Linked DNA regions of Homo sapiens: all the other regions are linked to region 1. A link is a contact called in ENCODE Hi-C or POLR2A ChIA-PET data. All regions are on one chromosome and are shown on one strand. Each heading gives the region's core, a stretch centred on a gene start or an enhancer-like site at or near the end of the contact. The rest is flanking DNA. Distances are from core to core; before and after follow the strand shown. Region 1 holds the start of FEM1B (fem-1 homolog B). Region 2 holds the start of SMAD3-DT (SMAD3 divergent transcript). Region 3 overlaps SMAD3 (SMAD family member 3). Region 4 holds the start of KIF23 (kinesin family member 23). Region 5 overlaps SMAD3 (SMAD family member 3). Region 6 holds the start of AAGAB (alpha and gamma adaptin binding protein).

The links. A loop is a pair of places that touch in the nucleus more often than their neighbours do. ChIA-PET counts read pairs that join two places held with the same protein, here RNA polymerase II (POLR2A). Pooled maps may share reads with other maps.
Region 2: a pooled map shows a loop between it and region 1 (4-fold over the local background). The contact joins the promoter of SMAD3-DT here to the promoter of FEM1B in region 1. A Hi-C loop is called at or near these places in 2 of 168 maps with a recorded cell type or tissue (gastrocnemius medialis and psoas muscle) and 7 of 50 pooled maps. POLR2A ChIA-PET finds 5 or more read pairs at or near these places in 1 of 52 experiments (PC-9).
Region 3: a loop to region 1 is called in a pooled map, with 5 times the contacts of the local background. The contact joins the enhancer-like site here to the promoter of FEM1B in region 1. A Hi-C loop is called at or near these places in 2 of 168 maps with a recorded cell type or tissue (gastrocnemius medialis and psoas muscle) and 4 of 50 pooled maps. POLR2A ChIA-PET finds 5 or more read pairs at or near these places in 1 of 52 experiments (activated T-cell).
Region 4: a map of CD4-positive, alpha-beta memory T cell shows a loop between it and region 1 (14-fold over the local background). The contact joins the promoter of KIF23 here to the promoter of FEM1B in region 1. A Hi-C loop is called at or near these places in 3 of 168 maps with a recorded cell type or tissue (CD4-positive, alpha-beta memory T cell and naive thymus-derived CD4-positive, alpha-beta T cell), 1 of 37 single-sample maps with no recorded cell type and 10 of 50 pooled maps.
Region 5: a loop to region 1 is called in a map of gastrocnemius medialis, with 3 times the contacts of the local background. The contact joins the enhancer-like site here to the promoter of FEM1B in region 1. A Hi-C loop is called at or near these places in 1 of 168 maps with a recorded cell type or tissue (gastrocnemius medialis) and 2 of 50 pooled maps.
Region 6: a map of CD8-positive, alpha-beta T cell shows a loop between it and region 1 (8-fold over the local background). The contact joins the promoter of AAGAB here to the promoter of FEM1B in region 1. A Hi-C loop is called at or near these places in 2 of 168 maps with a recorded cell type or tissue (CD8-positive, alpha-beta T cell and natural killer cell), 1 of 37 single-sample maps with no recorded cell type and 9 of 50 pooled maps.

The regions. Positions count from the first base shown.
Region 1 is chr15:68,276,152-68,279,973 of GRCh38, reverse strand. FEM1B (fem-1 homolog B) reads right to left here and starts at 2,229. Exons shown (of 2, transcript NM_015322.5): 1 at 1,309-2,229. The coding sequence starts at 1,556. RefSeq lists enhancers at 1,390-1,589, 1,332-2,233 and a silencer at 1,620-1,949.
Region 2 is chr15:67,061,924-67,065,745 of GRCh38, reverse strand. SMAD3-DT (SMAD3 divergent transcript) reads left to right here and starts at 1,564. Exons shown (of 6, transcript NR_135686.1): 1 at 1,564-2,630. It overlaps SMAD3 (SMAD family member 3), which reads right to left and starts at 144. Exons shown (of 9, transcript NM_005902.4): 1 at 1-144. RefSeq lists a silencer at 1-367, enhancers at 1,126-1,896, 3,054-3,198 and a cis regulatory region at 3,120-3,133.
Region 3 is chr15:67,083,321-67,087,142 of GRCh38, reverse strand. All of the region lies in intron 1 of SMAD3 (SMAD family member 3), which reads right to left. Among named protein-coding and RNA genes, the nearest start is that of SMAD3, 20 kb to the right of the region's middle. RefSeq lists an enhancer at 3,374-3,453. Within about 2 kb of position 1,827, at least 10 of the 41 ENCODE cell types and tissues checked have a DNase peak (open chromatin) inside an H3K27ac peak, as active enhancers do.
Region 4 is chr15:69,412,438-69,416,259 of GRCh38, reverse strand. It overlaps KIF23 (kinesin family member 23), which reads right to left and starts at 1,911. Exons shown (of 24, transcript NM_001367805.3): 1 at 1,784-1,911; 2 at 197-266. The coding sequence starts at 1,794. KIF23-AS1 (KIF23 and PAQR5 antisense RNA 1) reads left to right here and starts at 1,231. Exons shown (of 2, transcript NR_132971.1): 1 at 1,231-2,108. RefSeq lists silencers at 1,512-1,591, 1,622-1,741.
Region 5 is chr15:67,187,503-67,191,324 of GRCh38, reverse strand. SMAD3 (SMAD family member 3) reads right to left here. Exons shown (of 9, transcript NM_005902.4): 8 at 3,816-3,822; 9 at 1-912. The coding sequence ends at 789. Among named protein-coding and RNA genes, the nearest start is that of SMAD3-AS1, 42 kb to the right of the region's middle. Within about 2 kb of position 1,769, at least 18 of the 41 ENCODE cell types and tissues checked have a DNase peak (open chromatin) inside an H3K27ac peak, as active enhancers do; they include gastrocnemius medialis, where a contact is called at or near this core.
Region 6 is chr15:67,252,609-67,256,430 of GRCh38, reverse strand. It overlaps AAGAB (alpha and gamma adaptin binding protein), which reads left to right and starts at 1,770. Exons shown (of 10, transcript NM_024666.5): 1 at 1,770-1,872. The coding sequence starts at 1,800. IQCH (IQ motif containing H) reads right to left here and starts at 1,645. Exons shown (of 21, transcript NM_001031715.3): 1 at 1,484-1,645. The coding sequence starts at 1,534. RefSeq lists an enhancer at 1,710-2,029.

The DNA.
Region 1 (3,822 bases), core at 980-3,479:
TCTAGGTGCGGGAATGCAAGGAGTTACAGAGAAGACACGAAAGCCAGTAAGGAAAAGCAAACATGAATCAGGTTGCCATCTTTGGTCAACATGAAAAAAAACATCTCCTTAATGTGTATAATGGTGATACCCGTGATATAAGCCATTGCCCATGGGCTACCATTTCATTAAGATGTAATGCTATGAATATTTTCCACTCATCTAAAATAGAAGAAAAAGCTTTTATTGTTTAAACCTAAAAAAGAATCAACCGAAACAGAACATTTCCCTAGTCATCTTAAAGAAGAAATGTTTTTTTCAGTCGAGTTTTAGCCAGGCAGTTTCTAATCACCAAAAACTAAAGATATATATTTTTATGCTCAGACCCTACTGACTTCAAAAGAAAAAAAAAATGCTAAAATAGCTTATGTACTACCACAAGTCAACCAAAACATATGTAGCAAAATCGTTATACAGTTGTAATCTGTAAAACGTGTTATAATCCTCCAGCATAGAAAAGAGGATAATGTCAAACCTGACAATTCTGGTCAAATACCCAAAAATTCGTACAATTAAACTCAAAGGGCAAATCTTAGGCATAACAATGTGCATTTTTAAACTTCCCACCTCAACTAACAGTAAATGATCAAGCTTCCCCACAACATCACGGGATAAGATGTAATTTAAGAATGGCATCATCTCCCACATCAGGTCCAATGCCATCTTAGTAGCCAATATATCTACACCGAGCAACGTGGAGGAATCAGAATCATGTCTTGAGATGTCTGGCTGCGTGACAATCCCTCATGATGCTGCAGCTGCTGCTGGTTCTAGGTGCTTATTTTGACATTAAAGCCCAGCAGCCCACTGAAGGTTTTACGGAACCACTCACTTGAAGGGAGTAAAAATGGATGCCCAAATAACTCTTTCGGAGTTCTTCAATGTTAACCGCTGACCTCCTTAATTTCTGATCAGTTACATCACCAGTTCCACTAAAAGTAAAACCTGGAAAGGCAGCCACCTCCTCCAAATGGCTTGTTCACAGACTATCTAGTAGAGAAGACGACTATTAGATTTCAAGGCCGAGGGTGTGGTTATCTTCCCACAGAGGGAATGAGGGGTAGGGGCTGATGAGGACGGGCAGCAAAACATGGGATGGATTATTAGCCCTGGAAGATGAAGTGGGCATTAGTGGGGCAGGAGGTGGTACAAAAAGGGGAGAAGTGAGTACCTACATGAAGAGAGGGTAAGAGAGGGTGAGGGAGGGGAGGGCCCGTGAATTAACGAGTCCGCGCGCGTCGGAGAGAGGCTGGCTTGGGATGTACCTACCCGTCGAAGCGGACGGTGCCAGTCTGCTGAGTCTGCACCCGGTAATGTTCTAAGAGCAAGCGTACCACCTTTGCGTGTCCATTGCGGGCTGCGATGATGAGGGGCGTGGAGCGCTGCCCTCCCTGCTGGCTGACATAGCCAAGCAGATAGCGGATGTCGCTTTCAGACCGGTTGAGAAGCAAGGCGGCCAGAGTCAGCACCTTGCCCTCGCTGGCCGCCTTGTATACATAGCCAGCCAGGCCCTCCATGGCCGCCGCCAACTCCAACACCCGTTTGGTCGCCACCGCTGCAGCTGCCGTGCGCCCCCGGAGGCCGCGTTCGCCAGCGCTTTAAACCTGGGCCCTCACAGCCCATTCAACAGGGCGCCGTCGCCGCCGCCGCGCCCAGGCAGCAGTGCGGCCCAGGGAAGGCGGAGACGCAGAGGAGGCCGAGTGCCGCGAAGGGCACGTCCGCGACCCAGCCCGCGCAGGGAGGAAGGCGGTCAGGGCCGCCCGCCAGGTCCCAGGCGCCGGCCCTGGACCGAGGGGATCTCCATGGCGGACGCCGCCCCGGGCCTCAGGCCGGACCCCTCCTTCCTGCGGGATGCGACAGGCGCGTGCCCGAGCTACGGGTCGCCGGCCGGGTCCCGAGAGGACCTCGCGCACCCCGGATGGCGAAAGATGGGCGCGTCTCTCCTGACCCGGCCCACCCGGCCTAAGGCCTAACACTGCCTCCTCCTGCGCTTTCCGCCCTTCGCCGTCCCTGACTGGAGGAAACCTGCAGGCTCTCGTCCGCCGAGCTCAGAAGTGCCAGGCGCTGCCAACGGCCCCGGAGATCCTCGCGTAGGGGCCCCCGGGGCGATGCGGAACGCTCCCGCAAGAGCGGCGCCGGAACTTGGGCGGGGAGGAAGACGAGCTTTCGCAGACAGGGCCGGGAGGAGAGGGCGGGAGCGGGAGGGACGCTAAGTGGGGTGTCTCCGCCTAAGCCGACCGGCGGGCACACGCGGGCCCGGTAGAGAAAGGTTCTGCTGCGCGTAGTTGGCCCATCCCGTTTGGGCCTGGATGTCCTCAATGTCCTTGACTCCTGGAACCTCCTCCTGGCCCCTAAACGGCCCTGAGGGTCTCCAGCCAGGGAGTGGGGGCGGAGTGAGGGCGCTAAGCTGATGGGCTAAGGAGACCACCCTATTTTACTATAGACGGTGCGGGTCCTGCTTCTGCCCCTGAGCCGGGGTTAGGGAAGGGGTTGCGCGTACTCGGAGGGTCCATTTCAGGAAAAGGGCGGCGTTTCTGAGTTCCCGAAATGTGGGAGGGCTTGAGAGCCACAACACCAGGCTCTGAGAAGGGACTGGAAGTACGGCCTGACTTTCCCGGAGAAAGGGGTTAAGTGTGAGAGAAAGATGGGAGCGAAGGGGAGCTGCGCTCGCGGTGGAAGGAGCGAGGTATCCTGGGAAGGAAAGCGAGTCCCGCGTTCAGACAGAGCAGGAATCTCATCCTGAGCCGGCAGAACCTCCGTTTTCTCACAGACATCACAAGATTGTTGTTAGGATTTGAAACGATCGTTTATCCAATGAATATTAGAGGTCGACTACGTGCCAGGCTCTGCTTAGCACTAGGGATTCAGTAATGGAACAAATAAGTCAACAAATGATAGACAAGATCAGTTGAACTGGTATCATTACCATTTGCTCTGAAGCAAATGAAATAGAATGATGGGGGCACTCATTTAGTTTGGGTGATCAGACAAGACCTCTATGACAAGTGACAAGAACAGACGGTATTCTAGGCAAAGGGGACAGCTAATATAAAAGTCCTGAGGAGGGAACAGTCTGGTGAGCTCGGAAACAGAAAGGTCAGTGTGGCTGCAGCAGAGTGGGCCACAGTAAGAATGATAGATGAAGTCAGAGGATGCAACACACGTTAGGGCCTAATAACCCATAGCAAAGGGTTTAAGTCTACTCTGTGATGGGGGCATTTGAAGGGTTTTAAAGAGGGAAGTGACAAGATGCTATTTGTGTTTTTTAAAAAGATCACTCTGGCTGCTGTATGGAGAATAAACTCTGGAAGGCAAGAGTAGATAGGGGGACAGGCCTTGGATTAGGATGGTAGGAGTGAATGGTAGGTGATGAAGCTTCTGGGACAGTCTCAAAAAACTCAATATGAAAGTGACTTCCTCCCTCTTCCTCCCTTCCCCAAAGGACAAAATTTACCATAGAGAAAGAACAAATGCATTTATGTGGCTCCAAGGGACTGGGCTCGGCTCAACAAGTTCACATACATTATTTTATTTGAACCCCACCATTCCAATTCTAGGAGGTAAAGGCCTCACTTCCATTGCAGCTATTGGTGGAGGTGTGGGTCACTTCTCAAATTCTCTCCATTCTACAGCTCAGCTTTACCCACTTATTGCAGATCCCTACAGAAACACGAGTTATTTTTCTCCTTACCATAAACAAAAACAGCATTGGCAATAAGGGCTGAAGGTAAGATTCTACTGGTAGCGTCTCTGAAATAGCTGATAGAGAAGTGGGGGAAGCTG
Region 2 (3,822 bases), core at 315-2,814, 1.2 Mb after region 1:
TTTGATGCGCAGATCCCTCCGCCTCTGCGGCCTCACCGCCCCGCCACCCTCCTCCTCCCGGCTCGCCGCTCGCTCGCTCGCTGGCTGGGCCGGCCCGGGGCGTGCGCCGCGCTCCCGCTCCCGCCCGCTCCCAGTCTGTGTTTCATGCAAATCCGCGTGCAGCCTCCTTTCCAAGTGCTGTCACCGCCCCCTCGCCGCCGGGGCTCCCCGCCTCCTCCCCCGCGCCCCGCCACCTCCTCCCGCGGGCGCCCTGCCCGCCCCCTGCTCCGGGGAGGGCGCCCGGCCGGCCACCACCCCGCGCCCAGCACGCCCACGTGGGCGACCCGGGCGGCGGCAGTCCTGGCTGGAGCGCGCGGGACCCTGCGCGGCCCCGACCTGAAGTCGGGCGGGCGCGGGGAGGAAGTCCTGGGAAACACGGCGAGAGGGGCCTCGGGCGGGAGGGCTGAGCGCGGCCCGTGGCGTCCGCTCTCGGAGTCCACACTCGGGCGGCTCGGTTGGAGTTGCGGGCCGGAGAGGGTTGGACTCGCAGCAAGTAAGCGTCGTCCGGACGCGAGTGCACCCTGGAGAGGACCCGAGCCCGAGAGGGGGCGCGCGGAAGGCCCGGGCCCAGGAAGTTGGGGCCCGCACTTGGCCTCGCGCTTGCTGATCCCCGTCAAGGCCCTTGGCCGGCGCCGGCGCCCCTGGGCTGTTTTTATTCTCTAGTCGGTGAGATCACACCGGCCGAGAGCCTCGGGAACGTGTGCGGAGGAGGAGGGGGTGAGAAGTGGGTCCTCAGAAGTGGAGAGCTGGGGACACCAGTGACAACCTGGACAATGGCTGGAGCCAGGGGTCTCTTGAGCCTTGTGAACCGAGTGCCCGGCAGAAAATGAGCCTCAAGGACATCTGTTGAGTTCTTGAAGGAATGAATGGAGGGGCTTTCGAATTTATCTTTGAAAGAAATTTACATAACAGGGTGTTTGTTGCTGGATCTCCTGATAGAGAAGGATCGGAAATTTGATAATTGCCAATAAATGGAAGAGAGTTTTGTTTCCAAAGCAATGAACTCACAAAAAAGTGGGGCAAGACAGGAGTTTTCGGAGAGTTTGTGTATTCAAAAAAAGCAAAACAACAACAAACCAATTGGCACATTGGGGAGCTCCGCGGCTTTTCTCCCCACCAAAAGAATTCAGGGGCGTCTGCCCGCAGGGCCCTCGGCGGTTTTCAGGAGCTACTCCAGGCCCCTCGGCCTTTCTCTTGCTGCCTCCCGCAGCCGACTAGCCGGTGTCTAAGCCCTTTGTTTGTTTTTAACAGCAGGAATCTCCCACCCCCACCCCTGCTTTGTTAAAAAAAAAAAGTTATCTGGAACCCTCAAGTGGGTGGGGAGTTACAAAGCCCTGTGAGGTGTGGCGGAATCCACAGTCAGCCCAGAAGCGGCAGGGGCCCTTGCCTTGCTCCGGAGAACCGCCTCCCACAAGCCAATCCGCAGCTGCTGCTGCAGAAGTGCGCTGTGCTCCTCACCCTCCTCTCTTCCTAAATACCCGCCTGAAAAGGAGAATACGTGAAAGCCAACTGAGGCTTGACAACCTGGCTTCCGTTCCTTGCTGGTCCTCCTGTTAACGCGCTGCCGCTGTGGTCTTAGGTTTCACTCTCCTCTTCCCGTCCGTCAAGAGAGACAAGGATGACACAATCCACATTTATTGATTGCTTTCTTCATTCCGGGTAGTCCGCCTGCTGCCCTTTGATTCAGTCTTAACAGTGGTTGGTGAGGTAGATGTTCCTGTGCCTCACGTTTACGGAGGCACAGAGAGATTACATTACTTACTCAGGGTTCCAAGTGGCAGAGCTGGAATTTGAACCCAATACTTTGTTGAAGCCTCAGTCTCCGATCTTGAGACTGCACCCAGCTGCCTGGGTCACGGAAGGCAAAGATGACATCATTGATCGAGCTCTTTGCAAAACAGTTCTCTACACGGGCACACTGTTGTAACACTGCAAGGATTATTTGCTCACCTGTAAAATGGGGCTAGAGGTAGCTTCCCTCGCGATCTCCTAGGGTGGCTGTGGGAAGCTCATGTGAAAAGGTTTGCATTGCTAATGCCATGAAAAGTGGTGGAGGGAGGTCAAATAAGTTTAACACACATTGACGGAGCAGCTCTGAGTTGCAGCCCTCCTATTCAGTTCCTGAACTTCCAAAATAAAAGACTAAGGTTTTCAAGGCGTTCACAGCCTAGAGAAGCATCAAAGGGTGGGGATGAGGATGATGTGACTGAGTGGGCAAAGATGGGCAGGGGCCTTGCAGTCATCATCGTCCAGTAAAGTGTTAATCTTAACCTGAACAAGTCCAACCATTGAGAGGTAGCCAAAGAAAGTAAGAGGGGCTCAGGATCCATCAGTGACTGGCCTGGCTTCCAATCCCGGCTCTTTCTCTTCTTCCCCTTGGGCAGCGTCCGTTCTCTCCGCTGTAAGAATGGAGCAAGCGGTTCTCACTGTGCAGAGTGGTGGATCCAGAAAGAGCATTGTAACTGTCCTCCTGTAGTTCAAGTCCTTTATGTTACAGAGAGAGCAATGTCTGCTGAAGGAGAGTGATTTGCACTGTAGAGGAAGAGCGTCAGAGAGATTTGAGGATTACATGTAGTAGAAGGACCTGACAGGTACTTCACCCTGTAAAATCATGGTATGGGAAGGGGCCCTCATTCAGCCCTCTCATTTTCCTGAGGGGAGGAAATAACTAGGCAGCCAGCTAGTTAGTGTGGCAGAACCATGCTTCCCTGCTGGCATCCGTGTGACAAGAACAGCTGTGCATGCAGAAAAATAGTGCTGGACCCACCTACAAGTCTAATAAGTGCCATTTCTGGGCTAGTTCTTTCTCCTCAGGCCTGTTTCTCCAAGAGAAGTCCCTCCACTGGGGGACTAAGTCCAGTTTCAGAAAGCTCTGAGGAGGGCTGAGGAACTGATTCTTCCAGTGCTGAGAAGACCCTGCATGTTCTCTTGATCTTGACTTTGGGCAGTGAATGGGTGGGCTGCTCTGGATGGGTACAACTCTGTTCTGGCACCTGGTCTTTTGGGGCCCAGCCATACCTGCTTTTGCAGAGGTTGTCCTTGGGAGGGAAACATTAGCCCAGTTAATTTTTCACCATGGTAAGTGCAAAGTTCAGGAGAGGTGGGATGGAAGTGGAGACAGCAACTGTTTCCCTGGGAATAGTCCATCCTATGAACAGTTCACCTCGTGAATAGACACATCAGAGGGTTTTCGTGTATTTGGAGTGGCTCCCAGGTAGGCCAGCCACTCCAAATACACGAAAGAAACAAACACCTGACTTCAATTCTGATTATTTTCCCATTAGCTTAAGGGTATTTAATCAACAAGTAGTGAATCTAGAAAAAGCATTAAAATCATCTTCATCTTACACAGACAGAAAGTGATGTCTGTAAGGGAAGGTGATTTGCACTGTGAAGATAAGTAGCCAAATCAGGACTAGAACTTTTATCAGAGTGCCCTCACCTAAGAGAGAGCCTCTGTCTACAGTCAGATCTCTACCTATAGCTCTTTGTAACACCTTACACGTGTGAGCTCTTCTGTGGCACCAGAATGACCTGGGTTAAACTTCTACCTCTTCCACTTCCGGCTGTGTGACTCTGGGCACGTTCCTTAACTCTGTGTGTGTCAGTTTTCTCATCCATAAAATGTGATAATTACAACACCTTCTTAGGATTGCTGTATGGAATCAGATTAAATCATATAGAAAGCTTGGTACAAGCACATAGTAGGTTCTCAATATACATGGATGTGATTCATGCATACTATAAAGTGCTATGCAAAAGTGAGAAGCAATGAATTCCATG
Region 3 (3,822 bases), core at 578-3,077, 1.2 Mb after region 1:
GCTGAGGTGGGCAGATCACCTGAAGTCAGGAGTTCAAGACCAATCTGGCCAACATAGTGAAACCCCATCTCTACTAAAAATTAGCCAGGTGTGGTGGCAGGCGCCTGTAATACCAGCTACTTGGGAGTCTGAGGCACGAGAATCGCTTGAACCTGGGAGGTGGAGGTTGTAGTGAGCTGAGATCGCACCACTGCACTCCAGCCTGGGCAACAAGAGCGAAACTCCGTCTCAGAAAAAAAAAAAAAAAAGGAGAAGATATGCAATGTGATAGTGGGACCCGAGTGACTTGCTTTTGCTTGCTCAGGTCCACGTTCCTTGATCCATGTGTCCCATTCCACTCTCCATGCTCTGTCTTCTGATCCTCACTGTGTGGCCAGGACATAGAAGGTCTTCACTGCTATCACGTGACACTATAGTTCCTGAGGGCAGGAACTATATTTTCCATTTCTAAGAGTGCCTTGACAGATTCCTCATTGAGCTGAGAAAATAGCAACCTACATCTGGCATGTGTCTACAACTGCATCTCAAACCTTGTTATTTGTAAAGCTTCTCATACCATCCCCCTTCATCTGTGAAAGCCCTCAAGGGCTTTCAGCACTGATATAGTCTCCCCTCCTAGGGCGCATTTCACACCAATTAAGGATCCACAAGCCCATCCCTTTACCTGAATGAGATATTCCAACTTAGCTGCCCCTTCCCAGTTTGACCTTTTCTGTTAATATTTTAATGCAGAGAGATGTGTCCCATCAGATTTCTTAGGCTGTAGATACTGATTCCCTTCAAGGGCTGTTTAGATGCTACTGCTGATGAAGTGGCAGGACAGGATGCTCTCAGCCAAAGACAGGGACACTCTCTCACCAAAGCAGCAGGGAGTAACACACACCCCTACAGCCTTCACAGCCCCTAGAATCCACCGGGGCAATGCCAAAGAACTGACACTAAGGTATGCTGGAGTTGGCTAAGGCCTCTAACTTAGTTTCATGAAAAAAGTGTGGGCATTTGTAAGGGCCTGTTTAATCCATTCCAGCTCCACCCCCCTGCACCACCCCCCACTTTGTACTGTGAGTTTCTGAGCAGAAATAACCAACTACAGATGGTTTCACTACTTCAAAGATGTTGAGAAACCACTGACCCAGAGATAGGAGGGAACTGGAACTCCAAACCTCAGGGCAACTACTCACCACCAGCACTTGTGGTGACCAAATCAACACACTTCCAGAACCTAGAGCTGTTCTCTGTGTATGTGTGTGTGTGTGTGTGTGTGTGTGTGTGTGCACGCTTTTTTTTTGACCAACCACTATCACTTTCCACCCAGAACAGATGCCTGTAACACTGAACACAGCTTTACATAAGCATCTATGGCTGTGATTCTCAATCCCGGCCACATACCGGAATCACCTAGGAAAGTTAAAAAACATGGATTTCCCCAGGCCGGCCTGTAGAAATTTGAAATTCACTGGTCTCCAGGGGTGGTCTGAGCATCAAAATTTTTAAAAGCAGCCATGGTTGAGAACCTTCCATGGTAACACCAACAACCAATTGCAAATCATGAGGAATCAAGAATCCTAGCCCTCACAGCCCACCCTGAACCCCAAACCTCTTTCCATCCTGTCCTCAACTGCAGGCCCCCATTTCTAGTCCAGAGTTGACTATACAGTGATTCTGAAACTATTCAAATGAGTAATAGAGTCATTTCTTTGAATGCAAGTGCAGGAATCAGAGTTTTTAAGGTGGAAGAAACTTTAAAATCCTGCTAAGCCAACACCTTCAGTTTATAGAAGAGGAAGCCAGGGGCCAGGGCAGAAAAGTGACTCACCCAAGGTCCTGAAGCTGGTTCACAATGAGGCAGACCTAGAACCCAGGCCTGCTGCCTCTAATTCTCTCTCCTCCACACCAGAGGAGCCCCTATGGTGACAGCCGCTGGACAAAAACGGTGACAAAGGATGGGTCAGTTGTTTACTGAGCCGTATGCTTTCAGAGGCCATCCTCTAAATGCTTCACCTCTGAAATGCTCAGTCTCCTCACTGGCCTTAAAACAACTGAGGGCAAATATAGCCAAGATAGTGCTTCTCTTTAAAGATTCCCGAGCATCCTAGTCGATCATAATCCTCAAAGAATATACTTTCCGGCTGTCTGAGGTTCATGAAAAAAGCCATTAGCACAGAGTCTAACCCAGGTTTGAAAGGGCACTCTGTTGAGCAGCAGGTCTGAGGGACTGAAGCCAGCAGTAGATTCTAGTTTCTTACGGATAAGAGAGAGCTGATTGTTGGTTTCCACATCTCTAACCAACCTGTGAACACGTTTCCCTTCCTTCCTGTATTTTTATGGCACTACGGTTGGAATGCAGCCGGTGCCTAGAAGCACAGAAAACCTGTGCTTCAGGCTAAATTTGAATTCCTCTTTGCCTGCAGACTGATTTCCCCTACCCTGGGAGTCGGTTCTCAGGGGAGGTCTCATTTCACCCTGGGACGCTCCATGAGGGCAGAGCTATGTGTGACCATCCTCATCAGCAACGCATTGCAGCTCCTGGACCACTGTGTCTGATGGCACCACCACCAACAAAAGAAGCTCAGTAAATATGTGATGAATTAAACAACAATGATAATACAATTAAATAGGTCATTAAGGAATGGTTCCCCTCTGAAGGCAGAGCATCAGATGAAAACTTAGATTTGTCCCCCAGGAAAATATATGCATTGAGAAAACAGCCAAAGGCAAGAAGCCAAGGAGAGTTCAGAGGGCTATCATGAAAATCTGAGACTGGCCAGGCACGGTGGCTCATGCCTGTAATCCCAGCACTTTGGGAGGCCGAGGCAGGCAGATCACGAGGTCAGGAGATGGAGACCATCCTGGCTAACACAAAGAAACCCCGTCTCTACTAAAAATACAAAAAAAAAAAATTAGCCAGGTGTGGTGGCAGACGCCTGTAGTGCCAGCTACTCGGGAGGCTGAGGCAGGAGAATAGCATGAACCCCGGAGGCAGAGCTTGCAGTGAGCCGAGATCGCATCACTGCACTCCAGCCTGGGCGACAGAGCGAGACTCCATCTCAAAAAAAAAAAAAAAAAAAAAAAGAAAAAAAAAGAAAATCTGAGAACGGATACACAGATTCTTTCAGATTCTCCCTTCAAGCTTGTCATTTTGTAGAAGAGAAGACCAACACCCAGGAAGTCAAGTTGACTTCCCCAAAGTCATAAAGCCCATCTCCACCAGCAAGAGAGGCCAAGGACCCTCAACCTCACCCAGAAAACAGGATGCTAAGATCACAGTTTCTTTGGGTCTCATTTTATTTGTTCACTTGCTAATTCAACACTTTTTAGAACCTGGGGGCTCCAGTAATCATGAACATCAGAGTAGGTTGTGTGAGGAGAAAGAAGAAGAAATGGCAAACATTCAATTTCAGATATTGTAGGGATGTTCAGGTATTGTCCAGAGAGCAGCTGGAGCTGAGGGGTCCCTAGCTCTGGAGAACTGCAGATCTGGAAGATATCCCCACATTGAAAGCACACGAAACCCAGGGAGAGCAGAAGTAGTTTGAACTGCAATTCTGACTCAGCCCAGCTGGGCAGAATGATGTCCAGCATATGGTTTGATTTTCTCATCGTTGAAGTTAAAGCAGATAGCAAAAAATAAAAATAAAAAAACACAGTGGCCAAAAGATGACATTTAAAAAGATCCCTGGATCAAAGCCTTTTTGTGAGTACTGTTATTTCATCCTCCTCCTAACGGTAACCACTTCCCACATGAACCCCAGTAAGGCAACCGTGCAGCCCACAAGAGAGATAGAAATATGACCACACTTCCCTCTTATAAACAGGCGATGG
Region 4 (3,822 bases), core at 662-3,161, 1.1 Mb before region 1:
ATTTAATTAATCTTATAGAGAAAATTTCACAGCTAGCACTAGTTTTACACAATGTAGTACATCCATTTAACTAAATGTTCTTTGATTATACTTCCACATGTCTTCTTCTTTCCCTTCCAAGCATACACATAAGACAGAAAGGACTGAAGAGATAAGTTTCTTAAACACCACACATAAATTTACAGGGATACCTTACCCCAACTGGGTCTTTAAGGTTCGTTTGGGACCCTTTTTTCACGGTAGGTTTCCGGGGTGTCTTAGCTCTCCTGGTCATAGATTAAAAAATAATAATAACTTTTTTTTCAGTTCAACACGAATACAAAAGCCTCACCTAAAACTTATACAATCTTTCTAGGTTATCTGTAAATTATCCCTTAGCAGTTGCAAAACACTGCATCCCAAATAACATTAATAATCATAGTAGCAGAGTGTTTGTGGCATGCGTAATCCAAAAGTAATTAAAATTTGCTTTAGAATACATTTTTGGTACCAAAGCTACCTACTTATTCTCTGATTAGTTCTATACTTAAAATGGCTTGCATATTTTCTTGAGCAACAATTTAACAGAGGCACTACAAATTATAACTGCCCACACTTTACAGACTGACAAGCGATTAACTTCAATACACTATAAAAATGCACATGGAGGAAACCATTCTTTCGTCAAGGGTTACGCCTGTACTTTCAAGGAACAACCAGTCATTGAATGCTCAAAACATTACTCTTTGTCTCCAAACAAAATCTGGTCCCAAACTGCCAATTTCTTGGTTTCTTAAGTAGGGGCAATCAAAAAGTTATTTTGATTGATTTCACCATTTCTCTAGCATCTCATCTTTTTCCCTTCACATTTATCTATAGGCTAGATATACATTTAACACATTAAAATTAAGTAAGATTATTGGCTTCGACTGTAGTTTAAAAATATTTTTCCAAACATATTCTCAGATGAAACACAAGCAAATTCGTGTTATTCAGTGCAAAATACTTTGTGGTGGGCTTAAGTTAAACTCAACGTATATTTCTTATATATAATTTTTTTCATCTAAAGATTTTGACTTCGGCCTCTTAATAAACAAGTTGTCTTTTGCAAACGACTCCCTAAATGGTAATAAAGCCAATCCTCTCCTTTGCACGACAAATATTTCTTTACCCAGGAATGATGCTGCGCCGAAAATATTAGCTTAGGAATGTGGGCGGAGGTTCTCTGCGGCCACAAAATACAGCAGAAGTAACTGGCCTGTGTAAGCGGATGGGCTCGGCCTCAAGGACAGGGTGCTCGGCTGAAAAAAAAGCTAGCGGCGATCACCGGTGCCAGGGCTCTCCAGAAACGGAGCCCATCTAACCAATGCCCAGCACACTCGCTCTGCTCCACACACGAGACCACCTCCGACCCGCACTAAGTTGGCCAACTGCACTCTGGAGGCGGCGGCAGCCAGCGAGGGAGAAGGGAAAGGCTGTCCCGGGACCCCGAGGAGGACTGCCCCGCCCCCGGGAACCGGGTGCGGCGTAAAACAACCCCGGCTCCGGGCCGACCCTTCCTGGCCCCTTGGAGGCCCAGGCGGGGCGGCGGGGGGCGACGCGGCAGGGGTCTCCGCGCCCAGGCTCCCGCGGAGCGGCCACACGTGGAGGTTCCCACTTTGGGGTCGCGGCCGCAGCAGCACCGGGCGGGATGCTGTCCGCGCTGCCCGCGTACGGCCGCGGCCTGAGTGGAGACGCCTGCCCCCAGCCCCGAGGCCTCGGCCCCCGTCCGCCCTCTCTCCCTGCTCGGCGGCCTCGTACTCACGCTGACTTCATGGCAGCAGGCTCCACGCCGCCCAAACGCGCATGCGGGACGGCTGGCTGGCGAAGACTGCGGGACGTTAGGACCGGCAGCAAGAACTAGAACTTCGCGGCTAAGGCGCGGTGCTCTGCGAAGCCGGCGGCGACGCTAAGAGCCCAGGTGAGCTCCCGCCTGGCGCATTTCAAACGGGCCAATCAGCGCCCGTCCGCAGGGAGAGGCAGGACCTCCGCGGAAGTGACTTCGCTGCCGGAAGTGGCGCTTGTCTCCTAGGCGACCGACGCTGAAAGGGCCGCGGAGTCGCGTGTCAGGGCTGGAGGGAGATCTTGAGGTATGGTATTTAAACTCTTCCGCCTTGCGATGACGAAACTGAGGGTTTCTTTTCCTCCATCACAAGAAGTTCAATGGAAGGGCCTTTCCAGGGTTGATTCAGAGGTCGGAATGTCGTTCTGGTGAAAAGTGTTGTATTCCTGTGCTGTGCCCTGCTCCAAGTCTCAGGCTCCGTCTCTCTGGCTCCCAAGTCACCACATTATCTTGGCGTCTTTTCTCTCTCTGATTCACCTTTCCTGGGTTTCCCTCCAGCTCTGTCCTATATGTACATTATTTTATCAAATCTTTTTTTTTTCCTTTTTTATTTTTTGAGGTGGAGTTGCTCTGTCGCCCAGCCTGGACTGCAGTCTTCAGCTCACTGCAACCTCCACCTCCTAGGTTCAAGCAATTCTCTTGCCTCAGCCTCCCGAGTAGCTGGGATTACAGGCGCGCACCACCACGCCCAGCTAATTTTTGTATTTTTAGTAGAGATGAGGTTTCACCATATTGGCCAGGGTGGTCTAGAACTCCTGACTTAAGGTGATCTGCCTACCTTGGCCTCCCAAAGTGCTGGGATTACAGGCGTGAGCCACTGCGCCCGGCCTGTTTTATCAAATCTTGATTGTGTTTGATCCTGGCCTTACGGAGATGAATAAAATTTGGTCCTTACCCTTAAGGGGCAACCTTTTGAACCTACTCTTGCCTTAGATGAACTGATTCTATATCACTTCTGTCTTTGACCCTAAGCCGATGACTACCAAATACACATCTACACCTGGGCTCTCATGGAACTCTAGCCCCTTCTCAACTTCCTAAAGGACCACAGCACTGGTAAGGATAGTCACAATGTCCTTGGCCAATATTGTTGGTGCTCAGGAAACGACACCCCAGAGTATGGCTCTTTGGCACACTGAGTGCTTTGAACTAAAGAAGACTGAAAGTGCCTCAGAGAAGCCTTAAAAGCAAAGTCTGTCTCTGACTTTCTCCTGCCCTCTTGTCTCCCACCCCTCTGTGTCTCCTAAAGCAAATAATAGAAACCAGAATTTCTGTTCCCCAAGGCGGGTCATGGAAACTAGAACCCCTTTTCTCCCAAGCAAGCCAGAAACATTATTCTAGAAAAACCTAGAAATATTAATCTAGCCTTCCCCCACCTTTTTGTGTAAGAGCTGGCCATAAAGACATTCTTTGATGTACCTTGTCATAAGACCCTCGTTCCAAAAGGGTCTTGCCCTACACTCAGGAAGAAGGAAAGCTGCACAGAGAGGCCAAGAAGAATCTGAACAGACAGGACTTGCTGGATTCCTCCTTCAGTCTGTTACTATTAGATCATACTCCTTTTGTACAATCACATTTCTACACAGCTGTCCATTCTTCATCTCATCTAAGCATAAAAATGGACAGCTTTCCCTGGGTCTTTGGGTCTTCATTTCTGAAGGCACTTACATCCCATAAAACTGTGATTCAATAAGTTATCCATTTATCTTGCTAACCTGTTTTTTGTTATGGTAGTGTCAGCTGTGACCCTTAAGATGGGTAAAGAAAAGTATCACACCTTTTCCACCCCTACATTGCACATTAGGATGGTTCCAACTTTTCCTATTACAGATACAGCTATAGTGAATGAATGTGGAAATTTATACAATGCAGGTAAATATGTAGGAAACATTTCTAGAAACAGAATTGCTGAGTCAAAGAGTATACATATGTGTAACATTTCACAGATATTGCAAATCATT
Region 5 (3,822 bases), core at 520-3,019, 1.1 Mb after region 1:
TGAGATTAATGTGATAATAGACACTATACATTGCATATGCACTGGGCCTCAGCAGATCCTTCCAACTTTTCAAAGTGAAAAAGGACAAACGTAAGTGAGTTTTTAAAGAGGTGGCGCTCATCGATTTTTCCCGCTGTCCTGTGTGCAGGTTCTGCTGAACACGCACCTCCCAATCAGTATGTTCTGAGAGGGGAGGGAGACAGACAAAACTCCCTCCCTCCCCATCCCAAGTCTATCCAGCTCACAAGGGGCAAGGTCTGCTGGAGTGGTGGGGCGGGGCGGGGCGGGGCTGGGCTGGGAATGTTCACTGGAAGAGGCACTGTCACAAGCGTCAGAGAGCTGGGCATGAGGTCTGCATGGCCCTGCGGGCTCTTCCTACCTAGAACGCCCTTCCAAGGTGAACTCCACACTGCAGTCCTAGACAGAGGGGTGTTTCTGGTTGGACTGTGACATCCCAGAAAGCTGTCACTCAAAAAAAGAGTCTGGGGGGAGGGGGCCGGTGGTGTAATACTACCTGTTCTGCTCACTTAAGCCACCAGAGCAGACGCCATTTCTTGCCCTTCAAAGTGGGGCCAAAGGGTAAATGTGTTTGGCAGACACAGCTGTTCATAACATCCACCTCTGGGTTTGCTCGTGTGTTTCAGAAAACAGGTGGGTGCACCCCTTCAGTTGAGGGAGAAAGATTTCTTCTTCCTTGACAACAATGGGTTGAGTAGAGTTCCAATTTTCTCCACCTCCTGCATGGCCATTTTCCCCAAGCCTGCCCTCCCCTACCATACTTGATGTCTCTAAGACACACTGGAACAGCGGATGCTTGGGGAGCCCATCTGGGTGAGGACCTTGTCAAGCCACTGCAAAGGCCCATTCAGGTGCAGCTCAATCCAGCAGGGGGTACTGGTCACAGTCTGTCTCCTGTAAGAAATAGGGAAAGGGGTGGGGTGGGGGACTTAAAAAATCTCCAGGGGGTTACACAAGTCAGAAAGCTTTTTCTGCTTTGGTGACAGTCATCTTCCCAAAGATGCTGTTAGACGCTGTCCTAGAAGCGGTACCAGTAACTTGCTGAAACTACCCGGCCAAACTCCTCTACCCAGGGAGGACTTTGAGTAAATTAAGTTCTCTTGAGGGGGAAGGAAGTCGACTTTAAAGAGTTAAACATGTAAAGTCAATGGCAAAGAGTTAAATATGTAAAGTCAATTGCAGGGTACCCCAGAGGCCCACCAGTTACTGTAACAGGCCCCCTAATAGAGGAGACCTCCATCCTGAGCAAAGGGCTTCCTGGCTCCCATCTGTACCAAACGGGCACGTGCCGCTCCCCTATCTCGAAATCTGGGCCCAGCCCCAGCAGGCGACGATGACGTGTGTCTGTCTGATTGAGGGGTGTTTTTTACAAAGCGCCAACAGTGTCCGCATGCCTTCGGTTCCCAATGTGCTGATATAATTCTCATCTACGGCCTTATTTTGGAAAATCTTACAAGCAGAACGAGCCATGGAACAATTACTGGAAAAAAACAAGGCACACCACACGTTTCTTTTCCCCAAAGCACTTTGTCTAAATTCAGGCTGGTTGATGACGCAGCTTGCAGGCAGGCTCCCAAAGGCCTCCACTGAGCAAAGGCTATCTGCTGAGGCTGGAGTCGCTGGTGCCAGCTGGAGGTGAGAGGTGTGGGCCCTGGGCCCTGCTTTCAGCCACCTCACAGAGAGAAGAGCTGAAACCTTACTCTCCTTGGCCCAAGAGGCAGGAGGACGACAAGGCTGTTCTGGGAAGGGGCCGCGCCCGCCCGTCAGGCTGCTGTGCAGTGCTGCCAGGCAGCGGTGACGCGGTGGGCCACAGAGGACTGGGTGTGCTGGCAGGACATCCCGCGTGGTGATAGTGTCCCCAGGGAAAGGCTCTGCCACCAAAGAGCCTCTTCCTAGCACTTGGAGCGGGAGAGCTGCAATGCCACACCAGGAACAGTGTTGCTGTCTTGAAGGCACCACCCTCCTTGCTTGGCCTCTACTTTGCTTGTGTAGCAGGGAGGTTGAGAAATGGGCCTGCAGACAGACCCTGGGGTGTCTGCACGAGCGAGGGTACCTGAGTGTGGCCCTCCAGACTACAGTCTGGTATAAGAAGAGCAAATGGACATCCCCTTACTCTTTTCCACTGCAGTCCATCTTTAAATATTTCCCTTCTTCACTAAAAAAAGATTAATTTTCTAACCTTTCACTCCTGTTCCCTAAATGAGCTAAGCCAGGGCTAAAAGATTGCTTAAAACATTTCTCTGGCTAGACCTTTGGGCCTGGGCTGATCTCTTCAGGCCATAACATAGTTGTAAGTTCTTTTGAGGTCTGACCACTTTGATTGCTCCACTGGTCACTCCTGGATTTCAGAGACACCCAAGAAACCAAGGGGCTGTGTTCCCTGACACCCTGGGGCAGACACAGAAGAACAGCAGCTAAAATACGGTAAGTGGAAGAGGAGGATTTTACAGGATGAAATCCTCTAATGAGAATCTGACTTTCCATAAGTCATGCTCATCTGGATTTCATTACAAACGGTGGCCCAAGGCCAATATTGAAATGGGTTTGGCCTGAGTGCAGCATGACTGCAAAACAAAATGGATTCCAAACATCTGGAAAAATGAAGAGAAAGGGAGAGTAGCTTGCAAGGCGCTGGCTCTAGCTGACATGTGGGCACCTCTGCATCTGCCGCAGGAGCTGGCGGCTGGCAGGGGGGAGTGTGGAGCAGAAGGCGGGGGCACACAGCCCTGCCTCTCCGCAAACTTTGGTCCGTGAGTGGAAAGAAAAGGGACTGGATTCTCTAAACCCAAAGCAGGATGGCCTGAGAGATTCAACCAAGCAGACCAGGTAGACCTGACTATATCAGGGCCATGTTTAAACCAGTATCTAGGGCCGGGCATGGTGGTTCACGCCTGTAATCCCAGCACTTTGGGAGGCTGAGGCAGGTGGGTCACCTGAGCTCAGGAGTTCGAGACCACCCTGGGCAACATGGTGAAACCCCCTCTCTACTAAAATACAAAAAATTAGCCAGGCGTGGTAGCACGCACCTGTAGTCCCAGCTACTTGGGAGGCTGAGGCACGTCCTGGAGGCAGAGATTGCAGTAAGCCAAGATGGTGCCACTCACTTCAGCTTGGATGACAGAGTGAGACTCCATCTCAAAAAAAAAAAAAAAAAAAAAGAAAAAGAAAAAGAAACCAGTATGTAGGACTCTAAAAAAGTCATTTCTCAGCGAGAAAATTTTGTTCCTTTATAACTACCCAAATCTCCTCCTCCCTTCCCGGACTCTCAGTTTTAATATCCTGGGCTCCTCAGCATCACCAGGGTCCCTGAGTCAGAAATGGAGCAACAGAGGAGGAGAGGAACAATGAGCTGAAGACCTAACTTCCTGAAGAGGGTCATCCTAAAGCCATCTGCCTAAAATGAGACTAAGGAAGAAGCCAAGAGGGCAGAGTTCTAGACACAGCTCTTCTACCAGTGTGACTGCAGGCAAGTCACTCTCCCTCCCTGGGCCTTAGTTCTCTCATCTGTACGGATGATGCTGGCATCCCCACCCAGGGCTGGGATGAGGATAAGATGGAGCGTGTGTTTACAGTGCCTACAGCTGTTCGGTGCCAGCAAACATCGTTCTGCAATTCCTCATCATCTGCTGTTGGCCCGGCCCCTCCTGCCTGCCAGGCCTTGGCCTCTCTCTGATCTTTGGTCTTTCTGCTCTTGACGCTAGGGCTGGCCTAGCTCATCTCTGAGGAGCCCTGCCTGCTCTGCTGTCCAGAGTCACCTGGAGTTGGGTCCCCTGATGTAGGCAGCACCCATAACTGACCTGTACT
Region 6 (3,822 bases), core at 521-3,020, 1.0 Mb after region 1:
GAAACTAAAAGTATTCAGGAGGGGCTGGAGATTAATGGTCAACCACAAGGGCAGTGTGAGATTGAGCCCCAGTAAAAACTCTGGACATCAAAGCCTCAGATAAGCTTCTCTAGTTGCAATATTCTATGCATATTGTCACATATCATGGCTGGGAGGAAGTAATGCAGGTAATGACGTCAATGACTCCACAGGGATAAGATGACCAAAAGCTCTATGTTTGTACCCCTCCTGGACTCTGTCCTATTCATCTCTTTCCTTGGCTGATTAATTTGTATGCCTTCACTATAATAAAATTGGAGATGTGAGCACAGCACTTCCCTGAGCTCTGCGAATAGTTCTAGTGAATCATTGAATGTGAGGGTGGTGATGGGGCCCCTAAGTTTGTACCCAGCTGGTCTGAAGTGAGGTGGTTCTGGGGACCCCTGAACTTGCAGGTAGTGAGTGTTGAAGTTAGGGCAGTTTTTTGTGGACCGTTCCCTCAGACTTCGCAGTTTGGCTAAACTCATTGCTGCGTGATGGTGAAAGTGAGGGTGAGAAAAGATCAGGTAAGATTAGGTATGATTCTTAATGGGGAAGTCTATGAAATTGGTGAGTTCAGGGGCTTGTATTTGGGAAAAGGTACATTTAGGGAAGTCTCTCCTAGATGGGAGGTAAGAGATCAAAATTCTGCCAGAAAAATTAGATCCCTTTGACGAGTAAGACCCACTTCAGACCAACTGAGTGACAGTCCTGACAGAGTGACCTTAGACAAATGACTTCAAGACTTAGTCAAATGCAGCTATTATATATGTGATAGTTAAAACCGATGATATATGTGGAAATATCTTAAAGTTACCTCACATAAATGTGAAAACAAAATGCCATGATCATTTCAGAAACATCTGAGTGCAACTATTACAAATTGAGCTGTATTGGACAAGACTTTCTTGACATTTCCCCTCTCAAATTAAAAAGGTCTTTCACTAAGTTTTTAAATGTCACATTTTTTCATTCCAAGTTATCTTGATTTTTCTGTGTGTTCTCCAATGAGGAACATTTAGATCTAAAAAACTGGGGTGTTTAAGAAAAGCAATTCACATATTTCAATTTGTCTCCAAATTTCTTATCACCTCCTAGAGTGTCCGATTTGTCTCTCCTCCACTCCCGACGTCATGGGTTCAAATTTTTCAGAATATAACATTTAAAAATGATGCCTCAGCGTGAGGTTAATTTTTCTGAAGTAAAGGTTCCGGGTGAACGGTTTTAGAGTTTTCCCAGAGGCAGAAAGTCCTGCTTCTGGGGCGTAACCTACAGGGTAAGTCACCGGGAGTGTGCTGGGCCGTGGGGGAAGGTCTGGGTGGGCATTTTTGGGAGCCTCTCGCGAGTTGGAGGGAGTCTAGGGGCGGCGCACCAAATGGGTGAGCGTCGGTGAATCGGCGCGCGGGACCTCGCTCGGAAGTGGCGCGGCTGGGCAGGGCAGGGCCGGGGGAAGCCCGTTTCCCACCTGGATTAAGATGGATCCGACAGGGTCGTGGTTTTCAGTGTTCTGTGCCATGGCTAGGTCAGGGAACGGCTACCTCCGCGGAGGCGCGGTTTCCAAGCACGGAAACCTTCAGCCGGAGCCGCTCGTCCCCATGGCAACACCGCGCGCGACCTGGCCTGTTCCACGCTGGGAGCGGAAGGGGGTCTAGGGGCGGGGTCAGGCCAGCCTGGTCATTCCGAGAACGCCCTCTCCGGCCTGTCTCCCCCTCGCGCCGGCGGCCGTGGTGCAGCCCAAGGCGGAAGCGGCTGCCTGACGGAACCGGCTCGCGAGCGCAGCTATGGCTGCTGGCGTACCCTGTGCGTTAGTCACCAGCTGCTCCTCCGTCTTCTCAGGAGACCAGCTGGTCCAACGTGAGTAGATAGGCGCCTGGGCCGACCTCCAAGGCCCCTGAGCCTCAGCGGGCGACGGACCCAGCACCACGGCCTCTCTGGGCCTTGTCCCCGCAGCGGGCCCTGCGTTCTTCCTCCAGTCAGTGGAGGCGCCCAGTCTCCCCAGGTGGCTGCCCCTATCTCTTAATCTCGTGCTTTTCTGCCCACTCGGCCTTCTTCGGCGTTCCTTTCGGCTTCCTGTGTAAAGTGAGACTGATTTCCCGCTCTGCTCAGCCCAGGCCACAGGTTTTTGCGAGGATCCGTTGAGATGAACCTGAAGGCTCTCCGGAAATTGCGCTAGGTTACAGGAGTGTAAGGTGCTGGAATTGTTGATATCGTGATGTTGTTATCCTTGCTGCTCCGGGAGAGAGTGTTTACTCTGAATTCTGAAGTTTATTCTGCGTATTTACTCTGAAGTTTATTCTGCTTCTTAATGTGTACATTATAAGACTTGTTAGCTTTGTCCGCTCCACTCTAGTTATTCACGCCTTTCATCTGAGGCATGGGCTCTCCGCCAACATGAGTTTTTGGGTATGATTGGGCTAGTGCTTTTGCTTGTAGACCCTCATAATGGCTGTCAGACTTACTAACTCTTAAAAGAGAGAACATGGGACTGGATAATAAGCCAACTCTACTAAAGGGCTCTGTGAAGTTGAATTATAGGTAACTCAAGACTTCTGTTTTAAGTGTATGGCTTAGAATCAGAGCAGTGACTTAGCTGTATGATCTCGAGCAAGTCACCTAACCTACCTACATTCCTTCCTTCTTTTCTTTTTTTTTTTTTAAAGAGACGGGAACTTGCTCTGTCGCCCGGGCTGGAGTGCAGTGATGCGATCATAGCTCACTTCAGCCTCGAACTCCTGGGCTCAAGCGATCCTCCTGCCTCAGTCTCCCGAGCAACTGGGACTGCAGGCTCACACCACGAACCCTGGCTAATTTTTTTATTTTTTGTAGAGCCAGAGTCTTGCTATGTTGCTCAGGCTGGTCTCCAACTCGTGGTTTCAAGTGATCCTCCTGTCTTGGCCGCCCTAAGTGCTGAGATTACAGGCGTGAGCCACTGTGCCTGGCTACCCTTCACTTTCTCTTTTCTCTCCTTTTTTTTATTTTTGTTTTGAGATAGGGTCTCACTCTGCTGCCCAGGCTGTAGTGCAGTGGCGTTATCTCGGCTCACTGCAACCTCTGCCTCCTGGGCTCAAGCCATCCCCCTACCTCAGCCTCCCAAGTATCTGGGACTACAGGTGTGTGCCACCACGCCCGGCTAATTGCCCCCCCCCCCCCCCGTCATACGGGGTTTGGCCATGTTGCCCAGGCTGGTCTGGAACTCCCGGGCTCAAGTGATCTGCCTGCCTTTGCCACCCAAAGTGCTGGGATTACAGGTGTGAGTCACCACCGCGCCCGGCCCCTTCACCTTCTATCTATAAAATAGGGATAATTTTCGCAAGATTGTGCTTATCCCCGAGTCTGGCACATAGTAAACATTTGATAAATCATAGACATTATTATTAAGGCACATTACTATCTCTGTAACCCTCAATTTCCTGATCCTTAAAATGGGGCATATGAGCCTATTTCAGGAGTATTTGAAGGACAGATGATGTGACATTTTGAACACACTTTGTAAACTGTAAAGCATTGTATAATTATAATTTCTTTGCTACACCTGTCAAATGACAGAATTAGGTAAGATGTCCCTTCAGTGCAGATATTATATGACTTAGTTATCATTTGTGATCACTTAGAAAGTTCCTTGCTAGGGTAAAAGCTTAATTATAGCATTTAACTAAGTGGTTACTAACTGGTCTAATTAGGCCATTTTCTTACCTTTAAGCAGTGCTCCTTCCTATTTTCTCCCTTCCCTCCTTTCTTCCTTCTTTTCTTCCTTCCTTCCTCTTTTTTCTTTAATTGTTTCATTGTAAAACTAGTGCATACTAA